Linked DNA regions of Mus musculus: region 2 is linked to region 1. A link is a loop called in an ENCODE intact Hi-C map of the cell type or tissue named here. Cell type or tissue: heart. All regions are shown on one strand.

Region 1 (2,500 bases):
CCTCCCCCAAAATCTCAGTGGTTTAGACAAAATGATTGTTTCTTACCAATGGCATGCTTCTGTTGGGAGATGGTGTAAAGGAAGGAGTCTGCTTGTCAATCATTTAGGGGCTTTAGGCTGAAGGCAGAACCATCTCAAATTTTACCAATCACCATAGAAGGAAAGTGAACCCTTTGGAGGGTTTCACCACAGCAATTAAATAGTGCAGGAGCAATAGAAATCAATTATGTTACGAGTCTACTGGTCTCAGCTGTGTGTGTTTGGTGGGGGTAGATGAGTCATACAGTTCTAGACAACCTGAAGTGCTGGGACTCACAACACAGGTGGCCACAGGAAAGCTAACGTGAACTGCGCCTTGCTGGTGCGCCAGGAACCAGTCCAGGTCTGGTGACATTCCCTCAGGGCAGGCCTGAGATCGCCTTTCTTTGCTCAGAAAACCAACACACAGAAAGGCAAAGTAACCACTTCAAGGTCACACTGGGGAGTGTGCTGGACAGGTAAGGAAGCGGCCCCAGAGACCTTGACTGTCATTCTAAGTGATGCCTTCCTTAATGCTTTCTCATAATGGTGAATTTAAGGGATCATCCATTAGTATAAGATGGGGTTTTCTTATTATGCTAAAATAGGGTTTCCTCCTATGATTCATGGTAGCTGCTTTTCAAGTGTTCTTATTTGGGAAACGAAAGAGGTGCTCACATTCGCTTACTCCTTTTTTATGATTACCACATTAATTTTGATTGATTAGGAATACTTAAATCTACGAACACTAGTTTAGTTTTAGTTCTTGACTTAGATTTGGTCAAATTTTGGTTATTATGCACCAGTGCTGGTCTCATTTCTATCTACTGAACATGGTGTATTTAGTGTATATTATTTTAAACTCAATCTATGGCCCACTGGGTCCTTATGGGGGATTAAAGGATGTATTTCCTTTTACTCTAAAGGAAAGGTCTGGAACACGGGTAGGCTCTGTAAGAGAGCTAAAGCCCTACAGTACTGGACACAAGAAAGTTTCTATAAAAAGTTACAAGGGAGGAGACATGCCAGTCACCAAGTTTTCCTCTTGCTAGATTTCATCACTATATCTCTCTCTGTCAAGACTGTTTGACAAGATGTAGTGCTCCTTCCAGAACAAGGGAAAGCATCAGGCAGATTCTATGAGCCAGGCTCTCTGGAGCTGCTCCAAGGAGGCCTGAGCATGAGCAGGGCCATTGGCCGAAGGCCCAGGCCTTTGAGCCAAACAGCAGCTTCGTTAAAAGGGACACACAGTTTAGACATAAGCAAGCTGTTCTGAATGGAACAGAGTATTTATTAGCCTGCCTTGGAAAATGCAGATGTGCAGAGGAATGCTCACTCGGAACAGGTGGCCAGAGCACAGAACTGGAGGAGACTGTAAGCCTTGAGGACAGTAAGGCCTACTAGTGTTGGGGACTGAAAATGCTTGACAAGTTTTGACGGTGTCTTAGCTAACTTCCTTTTTTCTTTTTTTTAAATGAAAGGAAAGTATAAGAAAAAAGTAAGGAAAAATTCTCCAGTAAGTTTCCATTTTTTTTTTTTTTTGTATATTTAACTCACCACTGTGTCTTTGCCCTTCTTTTAATAGCAGTGTCCCCCACTGAGCAGGAAGTCCCAACTTTGGAAATGAACAAGTCATCATATTCTTTCTCAATACACAGAAGGGTTGAAAGGCTCTCCTCTCACTTTTAGGGGACTGTTCTAGACTCTTGGTAGAAAAAAATGCTGAAAAAGGAAGATGACTCTTGGATATCAAGATTATTTTAAAAAGATTGATAAAACAACCCAGTAAAAAATTCATCTCTAAATGTGAGCATGATGGCTCTAACTTGTAACCTTCGCACCCAGGAGGCAGGCTCAGGCAGCACATCTGAGCCCAACTTTCCCTGTCTCAAAACAAACAAAAACAACAAATGGCTTGTGAATGCTGAGGAGAGAAATGATTTATAAACTGTTTAAGACTCCCACTCCAAGGGCAGAGAAAGAAACTTTCACTTAGCATTTATAAGTCCTGGTCTTTGTTTAGAATGACCATTTGGCTTGCTGTGATTTAATGGGAGGGAATAATCCCCTTTAAGGACCTCACACATAGCCAGCTTCCCAAAGCCGCTCTCAGTCTCCACTGCCCACAGGGCTTTAACAAGTCTATCCCAAGATGAAGAAAGGATGGTTTCAGACATCTGAGTTAATTCCTCCACACACAGAAGGTGGAGAGTGTGTCTGGCAGCCAGTACATACCATAAATCACCAATGGTTAAAAGAGAAGGTCCTCATGATAGGAGTGTATGGAGCTGCTGGAGACCTGTGGGGCCAGTCAGGGAGGCGAAGGGGTAGCCTGGAGCTACAGTGTCTAATGGCAGAAAGCAGCAAGGGAAACGGCTCCGTAATAACACCTGAGCCAGCTACTATACAGGTCTGGTGTTGGCCAAGTGCCCATTTTGTGTAGAAACCAGAATAAGCCAGCTATGCCAGGAATACATAAAAC
Region 2 (2,500 bases), 46 kb before region 1:
TTGTTTATCTAGTAACCAAGTAAATAAGCTCGAGCAATGTCTGGGATAATTACAAAACCTTTACTATAGCTCTGCTTCTTAACATACACACTATACAGACACATCAACTGTATCGTTCTGCACAGCACGAAGTAGCATTCTACTGGTTGTAGGCTGGGAGCCTGTCTCACCATTAGGGTTTCAGAACCAGTGCTGCACATGGCTTAATTTGAGCAGGGTGTCAGAGCACTGGCTGGTGACATGATACTCACATTCATTTCAGAAATGAATGCATCAGCTCTTCTATGACAGATGTCTCAGAGATGCCACTCAAAAATAATGCGACTTCTTTGAAAATTGACTTGGATGCTCACAGAGTCCCTTGGGAAAATTCTCTCTCTCTCCCTCTCTCTCTCTCTCTCTCTCTCTCTCTCTCTCTCTCTCTATCTATCTATCTACCTATATATCTGGGAAAATACTATCTATCTATCTATCTATCTATCTATCTATCTATCTATCTATCTATCTATTATCTGTTATCTATCTATCTATCTATCTATCTATCTATCTATCTATCTATCTATCTATCAATCATCCATCCATCCAGTCATCACCACAGGAGCTTGGTAAGGAAAGTCACCAAAGAACAGCTAACGTCACTGACACCTGGATTCTGAAAAATAGCAAACCTAGACTGTTCTGAGCAAACTTCCCTTTTTGGGACAAGTTATTAAAGGATGATGTCAGGATCTTACTCTTTCTGAAAGATAAGACCCAGAAATATGTACTGTGAAGATGCCACTAAACCCCCCTGGTGACAAGATTCCAGGAGAACGGATGCCTCTCAGGGAGGATTGACTAGGGCAGGGAGGAACGAGGCAGATGGGAAACTGGAAACCTTCATGTCCTCGTGTGGGTAGTGATTGCATGGGATCTAAATACATAAAATTGAGAAATGTGTCTATCAGGGCAAGCTGTATCCTCAAGGTCTGTGCATCACACAATAAATGTGAATCCTACATCTATAAAATGCAGTGGGAGAAATTTCTCTGTGTCATGCAAAATGAACATAATGAACACCATCAACTTGCAATGTCTGGTCTGTTTAATTACTGTGGCAGTACAATGGGGTTTTCCCCACATAGTCTCTGTTCAATGTATTGAGGCTGAGAAAATGATATTTTTCTTTCCCAAATAATAGTTCTTTCCCCAATAAAATCTCGGTGACAGTACAGGGAGACAAGGGAGAAGCAAAGACCTTTTATTTTATTTTTTTCTCATTAAGGCAAGGCTCACTTAACCACTAGATGGCACACTAGGAGCACACAGAGCATGCTCACACGGGATTATTCGGCCAAACCCAGCACAGACCACACTTGACCCTTCTTTCTCCAAGTTCCACTAACCACTGGGAGATGAAGGGTCTTTATGTGAGACTCATTCTTGCTACATGGCTCTGCCTGGACACAGATGCTTGCAAGGAGCCCACCCAATTCCCTAGAGAAAAGCAGATGCCCCACTGACCCCTCAGAGCTTGACTGAGGTTATTTTAGTAGATTTTAATGAATCCTAAGAATAGAATCTACTTGGCTTTATAGTGACTTTTGCCCAATCTTATCTGTTATGGACACTTTTTTAAATTTGGTTTTGATTGAAACATAGAATAAATATGCTGGCAGAATGCACATATTTCTGCAGAAGAGTTTATAACATTGTTTTTTGTTGTTGAGCAAAGAACCCATAGAGCAATCTTTTTTTAATAAAACAAGGAGATTTTCATTTGCATCTAGAATACCAATACCACTTAAAGCACTCTGCTTTCTCTCTTCAGTTCACTATTCTGGAGTACTCATGAGAAATTGCCACTGACATATGATCTTGAAGAACCACGCCCGACAGATGAATGAAATACTTATAATATGATGAAATGTATTTGTATATATGGTATATATTTCATTCATGTTGTGACTTCAAAGCACGAATTTATATTTTTTATCTTTATAGCACATACTTATATAGACATTCACATATTCAGTACCACCTATCATGTTTTTCAAGTACTCCCGTGACGTAAGTGATAGAAGACAGTCCAGGAAGTCTTACCGTACAAATGTGTTACAGGTAGATTTGATTTTTAGTGCTGGTTGAACCAGGACTTCCTACATGCCAAGTGGGGACTCTATTGCTGAGTTATGCCCCAGTACTGGATGCCAATTCACCCAAGGGCAAAACTATGGCTCCTCGCTGTGGACAGCATTCTCTGCAAGATCATTAGGCCCACAATGAACATTCAAAGACTGCCACGATTTCTTCTCCAGACACAGAAGTCAGGACTTGGTCCCAAAGAGTGCCACATGCCAGAAAAGACACTCTGAAAGGGGAATAACAACTCAAGGCCTAAACTATATCTTGACAAGACTGGCCATTCAATACTTCAACAGGACTGAAGGGTGTGTGTGTGTGGTTTCTCCCTTTCTACAGGGCAGCCCTCCCACACTTGGACTTCTCCACTGCTGGTGTA

Evidence for each region. A loop is a pair of places that touch in the nucleus more often than their neighbours do. Peaks named below come from ENCODE experiments on the same cell type or tissue, not always from the same donor. Only the 100,000 strongest peaks of a DNase experiment are listed, where the experiment ranks them.
Region 2: a loop joins it to region 1, with 2.0 times the contacts of the local background. A loop is called at or near these places in 2 of 42 quality-filtered maps.

Annotation. Positions count from the first base shown.
Region 1 is chr2:69,053,245-69,055,744 of GRCm38, reverse strand. The region is part of intron 6 of Cers6 (ceramide synthase 6); the gene reads right to left. Among named protein-coding and RNA genes, the nearest start is that of Gm39840, 76 kb to the left of the region's middle. In heart, no CTCF peak of the experiment used is centred here; a DNase peak (open chromatin) is centred at 1,224.
Region 2 is chr2:69,099,729-69,102,228 of GRCm38, reverse strand. All of the region lies in intron 8 of Cers6 (ceramide synthase 6), which reads right to left. Among named protein-coding and RNA genes, the nearest start is that of Gm39840, 29 kb to the left of the region's middle. In heart, a CTCF peak has its summit at 1,278 (motif pointing right); no DNase peak of the experiment used is centred here.